Regions from separate parts of the Homo sapiens genome. Here region 1 is linked to region 2. Evidence: read pairs that join two places in POLR2A ChIA-PET (ENCODE). Cell type or tissue: Panc1. All regions are shown on one strand. Each heading gives the region's core, and the rest is flanking DNA. Links, peaks and the distances in the headings are about the cores only. Region 1 overlaps LOC105375211 (a long non-coding RNA gene). Region 2 overlaps JAZF1 (JAZF zinc finger 1).

Region 1 (5,387 bases), core at 326-5,325, 280 kb after region 2:
TGCTTCTAAGCCATTCAGTCTATGACACTTTGTTGCAGCAGCCCTAACTGACTAAAATGCTATCATCATCATTATTATTACTAGTATTAATGATATCATCATGGGAAGACACCACCTGGCTCTGTCTTCCTTCTCTCTACATTTATATGTATTAATTTCCTCATTCTTTCTCACATTCCTCCTACCCTCATGGGTAGGTAAAGTTTATTTCTTTTTCCTTTAAACTGATCGCCCTGTTGATTGAATAAACTATATCATAGATTTGTTGGAATAAGCTATATCAAACTCATCAATCCACCCCTAGGCGAAGCTTGGCTTCTTTACCTACAGTGCTAGCCTGGCATCTGGACTTTAGTATAATGACACAATATTACATCCCAGGTGATAAGGTTTGGCTCTGTGTCCCACCCAAATCTCACGTCAAATTGTAATTCCTAATGTTAGAGGAAGAACCTGGTGGGAGGTGATTCCATCATAGGGGTGGATTTCCCCCTTGCTGTTCTTGTGACAGTGAGTGAGTTCTCACAGGATCTGGTTGTTTAAAAGTGTGTAGCAAGGCCGGGTGCGGTGGCTTATGCCTGTAATACCAGCTGTTTGGGAGGCTGAGGCGGGTGGATCATCTGAGGTCAGGAATTTGAGACCAGCCTGGCCAACATGGTGAAACCCCGTCTCTATTAAAAATACAAAAAATTAGCTAGACGTGCTGGCGGGCACCTGTAATCCCAGCTACTTGGGAGGCTGAGGCAGGAGAATCGCTTGAACCCAGGAGGCAGAGGTTGCAGTGACCCAAGATCGCGCCATTGCACTCCAGCCTGGGTGACAAGAACGAAACTCTGTCTCAAAAAAAAAAAATGTGCAGCACTTCCCCTTTTGCTCTCTCTCTTCTGCTCCAATGTGTAAGGACATGCTCACTTCCCTCTCACCTTCTGCCCATGATTGTAAGTTTCCTGAGGCCTCCCAACCAAGCTTCCTGTACAGCCTGTGGAACTGTGAGTCAATTACACCTCTTTTCTTCATAAATTACCCAGTCTCAGGTAAATCTTTATAGCAGTGCAAGAATGGACTAATACATCAGAACTAGCTAAACATTTCTATTTCATGTTTAAAGGATATCTTTATTTTCCAAACCCCAGTGGTGAACCTCCTCGAGGCCAGCCATTCATCACATGTTCCCCGACTCATATGGCTCATGCTTGAGCCAGGTAAACCACAGCCTCTTCACTGCCAGCCAGGCATCAGACAAATCCAGGCTCAAACCTGGGCTCAGTACGAAATTACTAATAGTAAGTGCTTAATCTTTCTAATTTTCAATTCACTCCTTGTGGAATTGTGATTAGGATATCTCCCACAAGAGTCTTTGTGAAGGTTAAATAAGAAAATGAATGCCAAGCACTTAATGCAGAGGCTGGTCCACATCACCACAGGCTCAGTAAATGGTGGCCAACATCATTAGTACGTGTTTATGATATCACAACTACTTTACATCAACAGTTAGGTGGACAATACATATCAAAAGAAAAAAGGACTTTCTTTTACATAGTCTCTCACCCATGTAGAACCTACTCAGTAAACCAGTGGTTCTCAACCTTGAGATACACATTAAGAGTCACCTGTTTACCCTTGAATCTTAATAATGTCCTACTCTCTTAAGATAGAAGTACAAATAGCACACGTATGGACCTGGGTACTACTGGTTTCTTAATTATGGTCTATCTTTATTAACAACTCCAAATCGTAATTGAACACAGTTTCCCTGCATTTATTGGTCTTAGGAGTCTGATGGTTAAAGGCAAGAAATTTGACTTTAACACTAATGTGTTGATATTTCACACTTACATTTACTAGCTGGGGCCACATGCCCCAGCCTGACCTTTGTTTCTATCCAAAGTCCTTTCTGCAAAGTGCAGTCATTTCTGCCCCATAGCAGGAGCTAAAGCACTTGCTAAATAAATGAATTCACAGCAGAGAATGGCTAAATGCCCTTCATGTTACAATGTTGGATGAACAATGAGTGGTTCATGGATAAGAGACGTGGCATACTGGCCAGGCGCAGTGGCTTATATCTGTAATCCCAGCACTTTGGGAGGCCGAAGTGGGCAGATCACCTGAGGTCAGGAGTTCGAGACCAGCCTGACCAACATGGAGAAACCCCGCCTCTACTAAAAAACACAAAATTAGCTGGGCGTGGTGGCGCATGCCTGTAATCCCAGCTACTCAGGAGGCCGAGGCAGGAGAATCGCTTGAACCTGGGAGGTGGAAGTTGCGGTGACCTGACTTCGCGCCATTGCACTCCAGCCTGGGCAACAAGAATGAAACTCCATCTCAAAAAAAAAAAAAAAAAAAAGAGAGAGAGAGAGAGAGACGTGGCATCCTTTCTTTGAAATATACCAAGGGGAGGCAATGCGATGAGCTTCTGAGTCAGACACATCTGTGTCCCTGGGGAGATCAATTAACCTATCTGAGTCTCTATAAGGATGAAGATAATGACAGCACCTACCTCCTGAATGGTTGGGAGGATTAAATGAATCCATCAATGAGCAGTGCACAGCTTTTAAGACATAGTCTCCTTGATGCTGATCTCACATCCTTTCTTTTTTTTTTTTCCTTTTCTGAGACAGAGCTTTGCTTTGTTGCCCAGGCTGGAGTGCAGTGGCACCATCTCGGTTCACTGCAACGTCTGCCTCCTGGGTTCAAGCGATTCTCCTGTCTTAGCCTCCAGAGTAGCTGGGATTACAGGTGTGCCACCACCACGCCCAACTAATTTTTGTATTTTTAGTAGAGACAGGGTTTCGCTGTGTTGGCCAGGCTGGTCTTGAACTCCTGACCTTGGGTGATCCGTCTGCCTCGGCCTCCCAAAGTGCTGGGATTATAGGCAAGAGCCACCATGCCTGGCCTCGTATCCTTTCTTGGGGTTGCCCCAACCTCTCTTTCTTATTTTCATTCACTTTCTAGTTTCTGACCAGGGATCTTCTTTGGGAAGATTACATCTGGAGAATCATGTTTATTTCTGAGCATTTGAAGAGGGCTTTGTCCAGGACTATAAAGGCCAGAAAACTGTCATGTGAAAAGTGGACTTTTAGACATTAGGTAAAAACTAAGGCAATGTGAATAAAGTATGGACTTTAGTTAATAATATCAGTTTATTAGCTGTAACAAATGTACCATAATGACATAAATAATAGGGGAAACTAGGTGTGGGGTATGTGAGAACTCGCTGTAATATTATTGCAACTTTTATATCAATCTAATACTATTCTAAAATAAAAAGTTTATTCACTGTTAAAAATATTTATCAATATTAAAACCATAAAAGTCAAAATTTACATATATGTTTATAATTTATTCCTATATGTACATGACAAGAAATTATCAGAATAAAAGTGGAATTTTTTTTTTTTTTTGGTAGAGTCAGTGTCTCACTATGTTGACCAAGCTGGTCTCAAACTCCTGGCCTTAAGCAATCCTCCCATCCTCGCCTCCGAAAGTGCTGGGATTATAGGCATTGAGGCACCATGCCTGGCCAAGAAATTATTTTAATGGACCTCTAGTCAGGAATAAGAAACACATTGGGGAAATAATAATATTGGTTACTTTCTTAAAATATTTGCAGGCCTCTATTGTGTGGAAGGTAAGATATATGCCGTATAGTTCCCAAGGCAGAAATAATGAGCAGAAATGACAGATAATCCAGTTTTACCTCAGTTGATGATTAAAACTGTACCCCCACATACACACACAAAATGGACACATTGTAAAGTAGTATATAAACTCTTTGAAAGTTGTCATGCAGAAGGCAGATGACCACCCATTGAGGGGATGTTGCAGTGAGTAGATAAGAAGTTTCACTTGACAAAATTGTATATATTTTATGACCATTTGCTTATCCTTATGTCCATCGGTTCTACCTTGCCCTTTTCTACCTTCATCCTTTTGATCCATTAAGTTTTGAATTTGGAAAGGACTTCAGAGACTATGTAGTTCTTATCTGGGGTGTGATTTTCTGACATTCTTCTTGACCCCTGGTATTATAGGCAAACACATCACTAGGAATCCCACTTGTTCAGCTTAAATCACTATTGTTTGTTCTTTCTTACTCTGGCTCAAGATCCTCATCTCAGGCTTTCCTTGCTTTGACAACCTGTTTGGAGTCACTTCTCCAGCTCCAACATTAGAAATCTCGCAGATTTGTTCTTGCCCTTCTGACATACAACTTGGAGCTATGATTGGTCCTTCTGCCCCATACCGTCCCATGGACCTGCTGGGCAATGAGAAACAAAAAACCATCTGTGATGGATCACTGCCCTGGCCCTGAGGCTGACATCCAGACTGAGTCATTATTTTCATGTGTCATATTTCTCAGATTATGGCCTTATATTTAGTGCACAAATGGATCCTAGAAATGAAACAGAAATGCAACTTGGAAAATGCACCATGACTCACAAAACAGATAAACTGCACCAAACCATAATGTGCCACACACACAATCTAAGATCAAATTAACCCTATCTCCTTCAGATTCACATCTTCCAAGTAAGACCACAGATAAACTGACTTAACTGAAATTTTGCAGACTCATATCTTGTGCAGATGGGACCACTGACTCTCCTAACAGCTCACTTCATTTACATATTCTGACCAATCCCTGCTAAGACCACACTTACTATCTGCCACCTAAAACCACCTGATTATTAACTGCAGCCCCTACCCAAGTACCCTTCCCTGACTCCTTCCTTTTGGGACACCGTCACAGTTGTGCTGTGCCTTGCTCAGTATGCATAATAAACCCAGCTTTGGATAATCAACAGGTACTCCTGGTGATCTTTGATTAGAGAGTCTAACAATTCTTTTGCCTGGTTATGCTCATTTTCTTCTTGTTTGCCAAGCACACTCCTACTCTTGCTTCAAGAATCAACTTAAATATCACTATGAGTCTGCCCTGATTTATTCTTCACCTTTATCCTCTGCACTACTAGTTACCTCATCCTCTGTGTTGCCCAAGCACTTGGCCCAGACTTCCATTAGCTTTCATCTCACTATATTTTCATTCTTTTGTTTATGTCTGCCCACTCCTTCCACCTTTCCTTAAAAGCAAGAACACTTTTATGCATGTTTGTATGTTCAATGTTTACCCTGGTCCTAGATACCAAATAGACACTGAATAAATAATTGTTACTTAAACCCAGATTATTATTCATAACAAAACTGCAAACAGAGCTTTAAGGGATACGTGTGTTACTTATTCTTTCTCAGCCATCATATATGTACAAGGAAGCCTCATGTACAAATTTCCACAAAACCCTTTCCTCTGTGGTAAGAAGAGTCTCTAAAACCAGATACTGGGTGGCCAGGGTCAAAAGTGGTGATATAGGATTATAGGGACCCAGGTG
Region 2 (5,345 bases), core at 346-5,345:
GCAAGACTTTGACTCTTAAGAAAATATATCACAGCAATAAAAAGCTGCTAGGAGGCTCTGGATGGAAGCATGGATGGAGCTTGTTGACCATGCACTTAACTGTAGGGAGATTGTTTAATTAGGGAATCACCAGATGTTGGCATTGGCAGTCTTTTCTCCACACCCACTTAACTGAATCAGAGAAGAATCCTCCTGACTGGTTACCATTGTTATTGGGAGCAGTGGAGTTGGCATATTTCCATTTTAACTCCCCTATTTTCTCAGCCCTGCGCTCTCCCCTCTCCTCCCTCCACTATTGTTGGTGTCTTGCTTTAGTGTCCCTGGATAATCAACCTTTTAAACAACCCCCCTATTTTCAGGCCTGAACCTTCCCTCACTTGCCTTTTGCCATACCTGACACCTCTAAGTCTGGGGCCTATCAGGGTTTCTGCAGGGTCTTCAGATCCTGGCTGTGGGTCTCCCCCACTGCAGGTACTTGAGACTGTATCTACTCTAGGTCTTTGTCTACTCCTGTATGGGTTTTCCATTTTCCAAAACACTGGTTCAAATAACTTATTTCCTGATGCCTCTGCTGCCATTCTTCTATCCTTGGTTAGTTTTTTATTCATTCATTTCTATTTTAGTGGGGCTTTGGATGGTGAAGGAAACAAATACCCTTGATGAAGCTGCTACCTGTAAGCAAAAGCCTTCAATTTTCTCATTATAAAAATAATAGATCAGTGTATTCATTCAGCAATTACTTTGCATCTCTTACATGCAGGGCACTGAGCTGAGTGCCAGAGAAATGAAAGAAGTTGAGACAAGTTCTTCACCTCTGAAAAGTGTGCAAAGAAGAGAGGATATGCCTTGATAACACCCCTCCAGGGGCATAATTGCAGTGCTAGCACTAGGAACACAGTGGTGCAGAGTGAGGAAGAGGAGGATGCAGCAAACTCCACACGGAATGTTGTGGAAGGCTGTGCTGAACAAAGTCTACAACTCTGTGGCTTCACAAGTTCTATAGCTGGGGGAAGGCCAAGAACAGACAGCACCCATTAGTTGTTGCTGATTCCCAAGAAAAGTGTCGTATCCAGCCCAGATCTTCAAAATTACTCATCTGGCTGGGTGGGCATTTGCCTTCCCAGGGTCTTCCAACACTGCAAATCCCCTACTACCTTCCCACCCACATCCTCTCAGGCCTCCCACTGTTGCTGTACACAGTTAAAAAAGAACCTGGTGTTTGGAGGATATCGAATTTGAACAAGTTCTCAAACGGCGTGATATCACATCTTCCCCACACTGCTACCTCCCAGCCTGCGAATAGCACATTGCCCTTAGAGGCCTCCCTAGTTTTGTTGAGACATTGTGCGGCTGGTTTCTGACTTTCTTACATTATAAGTAATCCAGGTTATAAAATGTAGACCAGCTAAAGCATAGCCAAAGCCCAAGAGCTCGTTAATTAGCCTCACCTGACCAGGCAAATAACCCTGATAGAGTTTTCGTTTAGACTTGACAAGAGCACTGCAAAAGGCAATTCTTCAGAACCGTGGCAATCCTGATGCTTGATGGCCATTGGTTCCAGTGCTGGAGACAACAAAGAGGATCAACGTGGGCTTCACAGAGACAATAAGGTGGTCTGTGGTGTTTGCCTTTCCTTGGTCACGTTGCAGTTCCAGTTCCTACTGAGAAAGGTCTGAATGCTGTCCTTTCCTTATTTCTGCTATCTGCCTTGCTGTTTCCTTGCCACTTGAGAAGCAATGGGAGCTAGTGCTGTGACCCCCAGCCCTTCGCAATGTAATTGAGTCTGTAAAACCATAAGTTACTAGGACCACAGGAGCTACAGAAAGCTTTCAATTTGTACCTGTGTCTAGTGTTACATAGCCAAGTCCTTATAATAGAGCTGTGCATTCAGAATCTCATCCCCTGAAATAAAGATAGACACATTGCCATCTAATGTCAAGAATGCTATGTTTTAGAAACTTTGAAGTAAGCTAGTGTAGGTATTTATCACTTGGGTATTTTAAAATATATTTTAATATGTGAATTATTTTATCCTCCAGTCAACCTGAAATCTGTGAGTATGCAAGGGACTGTGCAAGGAGTAGTCTAGGGCGGAAAACAGTGTCATAATCTCTGTCGGTGCTGTGTTTGGCCCTACCCTGCCCTGCTAAAAAAAAGTTGAAGTTTTGAGTTTATCTTCCTGTCACTTCTTAGTGATATGAAAGTGGTCGAATGTTGTTATGTGGCTGTTGACAGCAATGTTATAGAAATGCTTACTCTCTTGCCAAATTGCAAGCTTAAGGAGCCTCATGTGGCTATGAAAAAACCAAGTGCTTTTATTCCATAGACCATTTGCTGAGGTGGATTGTATCTCTGGGCAATTGTAGCCAATGTTCTAGTTCCAGATTTTTATCGGCACCATAAATGTGTGCCATGGCCATCTCATTTCATATTATATTCCTTAGTGTAGCGATTTATCATGTTCAAAAAATATCTGAACAATGTGGCATGGTATAAGGAAATTCTTCCTGTTGGATTTAGTAATGTCTAATGAATAGTGTTACTCTTTCCAGTTTGTTCTGATTGTATCCTTTCTGCCCTCATATAATCCTCATGAGGAGTATGTCATTGTGCAGGATGTGGGGATCTGTCCTGCTCTGAAAATCATACTCTCTTGTCTCTCTCCTCCTATCCTGTGGAGAGTTTTTAGCATCAGACAGTTACATTTCTGTCAGGGAGGGAGAAATACTGAAGGCAGCTATTACACTTTTACTGAATGTGAAGTGCTCAACAGCATAATTAAATCCATAAAATGGTGAGTCATAATCCCCACACACCAGCCCGCCAGGAAGCAAGTGACAGAACCAACATTTATTTGTGACCAGCAGCTGATTTGACTCCTCCGGTAGCACTGGTGCAGGCCTCTCCTGATTTGTGGGCACCAAGTGCCTAATTTCATTTTAAGATTTCAGCACTTTAATGGATATTCTAAAGGTTGCCCAAGGAAACATTTGTTTGAAAAGGAGATTTGGGGACCTGGTGGATGTCTGTCCAGAAGTTCTGCTGTCTTGTTGGTTACCAGAGTACATTCTAGAAAAAGTAGAATCCTACCTGAGGTGCTTCCAAATGGTTTTTTGTGTGTGTGTGTTTTTTTTTGTTTTTTGTTTTTTTTTTTTTGTGATGGAGAGGGTGGTGTTTGGAAGCTTCCAGAAGTCTGTTTCCCACTTAACAATTTGAGGATATGTGAGCCTAAGTCTAGAATAGGTTATGAAAGATGATGAAGCAAATTAAGAAAACAAAACTTTAAAACCTTGCTTTGCAAATAAAGTGCTAAACATTCTTGATTTTTTGTAAATCAAGATTACAAGATGCAGTTTGTGTGATCAGCAGGAGCTGATGCCATTTATTTGAGCAACAAAATTGTAGACATTTGTATAAGATACTTCCTTCCCATTTCCCAAAGAGATTCTAGAGCTTGAAGAAGGAAAAGGATAATATAAATGTATCTTTGTACACATACACACGGGAAAAAATAAAAATCAAGGTAGTCTGGAGAGGTAATATTTAGAACATTTTAGAAATTATATAATTTGAGAAAAAAAGAAATCTTTAGAAGATGGTTTGTGGGAATATTGTTAGGTTGGGGAATGTCAGTTACAGGAATGAAGACAAGCAAATGATTATAAAAATGTTTATGGGCCTCTTTTCCCCTTTACACACAAATTTTAGACTCCTAACGGTGCCCTTTTCTTTCAAAATAATACACCTTATTAAATCATGCACCAGATATCTCTTTGAGTCTCAAAAGCAAAGCCCTTTGATCGTCAGTACCTAAACTTGAGGTGAAACCATTTTGTGAGCACTTGAGAAATTTTCTACATTGCCCTGTTCTTTCTTACCTTCCTCCTTTCTTTTCATTTTCATGATTTTTATCTCTAATTTCTTGTTTCTTACCTCGTTAAGCACCTAGAAAGACCCTGTAGGATTAGCATGTCAGTCACCATTTGCACAAATGGCCCACCCAGCATACCAATGTGCCATTTCTTTGGACAAAACACCTTTCCTTGTTGAACATTGTTCTACTGTCTCCTCCAGCAAGTATCTTTCTCTCAGAAGCATGGATATATGTTGGGATTACAGCAAATTTAAATGAGTGTGAGTAAGAGTTACGTTTGAAAACTGCGTTTCCCCGTGAAGAGTGGTTTTTTTGTTATTTAGAGAACCACTCCTTTTATCCCTAGGCCAGAGATCGAGGAATAGCCTCAGTTGCATGTGTACTGAGGAAGCGCAGAGCTACTGATCTGTTCTCATTTGCAGTGCCAAAACCTTCAGACCCGACTTGATGGAGCCATTCAGAGAATCTTTGTCTCTTGTTTCAGAATTTGGCTTTCAAGGACCTGCAGTGGCAAAGACCCAGGAGGCAGGATTTCTGAATAGTGTGTCCCTGAAATTCTTGGCATAGAAAAAACAATAAAGTGAACATGAGATTCTTAATTTTAACACCACGAATAAAACTGATACTACTGTCCAGTTTTAATCTGGGAGTTAAAAGCATTGTAAATTGATTTTTATGCTGTCATTGTTGCCACCCGTGTTCTCTGCCACTGTATCTGCTTCCCTCCCCCCATCACCTGTTAATGCACTTTGGAGTTAGTGGACATAGCTTACATCTACCATGTGCAGTAAACACTTCCTGTGCAAAGGTGCTGGAAACAACATCTGTCATTACATCAAAGAAGGGGTTACTGCCAAGTGCACCTGGAAGGTTTCTAATAATGAGATAGTTTGAAGTGAGTTTATAATGAAAAGAAATCTGTGTGAAATCTATGAACCTTTTTCTAAGAAAATTAAAATTGTGTGCTCATTTTCTTCCTTATATGTCCTTATTACATAAACATTGTTTATACATATATTTATACAGTCATTTCTCTATGTGAGAAGTTTGAGAATACATTTCTGGCTATGAAAAAAGTACCTTTTTGGTGCTGTGCTGGAGAAGCACCATTATAAAGCGTTGCTATGGTGTTGAATTCTGTCTCTTTGAGGGGAAAAGTCCTCTGGTGAATGTAGTGTTTGTTGACTCTGAACCAGTATGAGAATTTCTGATTGAGAGTCTAGAAAAGTTATAATAAACTCATTATACATTTTAAAAAGAGAAGAACTGCCCTTCAGAATATGAATCCAAATGCAGAAAAGTGTTCCGTGAACAAGAACAATACTCAGTAGGTTTTCAAATTGATGGAGCTTTCCAATGGAAACTAATTTGTTCCAGCATTGAAGTGAGCATAATTAACAGAGACTTTCTTTCTTAGGCCGATGAACCACCAAAAACCATGCCAACATTGTAACTGTAAGCAGTGAAAACC

What was found. ChIA-PET counts read pairs that join two places held together with the same protein. Peaks named below come from ENCODE experiments on the same cell type or tissue, not always from the same donor. Only the 100,000 strongest peaks of a DNase experiment are listed, where the experiment ranks them.
Region 1: POLR2A ChIA-PET joins it to region 2 with 7 read pairs; 2 of 35 experiments call an interaction of 5 or more read pairs at or near these places.

Annotation. Positions count from the first base shown.
Region 1 is chr7:27,708,916-27,714,302 of GRCh38, reverse strand. All of the region lies in intron 2 of LOC105375211 (a long non-coding RNA gene), which reads right to left. Among named protein-coding and RNA genes, the nearest start is that of TAX1BP1, 29 kb to the left of the region's middle. In Panc1, for the core only: no CTCF peak of the experiment used is centred there; no DNase peak of the experiment used is centred there.
Region 2 is chr7:27,992,253-27,997,597 of GRCh38, reverse strand. All of the region lies in intron 1 of JAZF1 (JAZF zinc finger 1), which reads left to right. Among named protein-coding and RNA genes, the nearest start is that of JAZF1-AS1, 190 kb to the left of the region's middle. In Panc1, for the core only: no CTCF peak of the experiment used is centred there; no DNase peak of the experiment used is centred there; H3K27ac peaks cover 1,360 bases.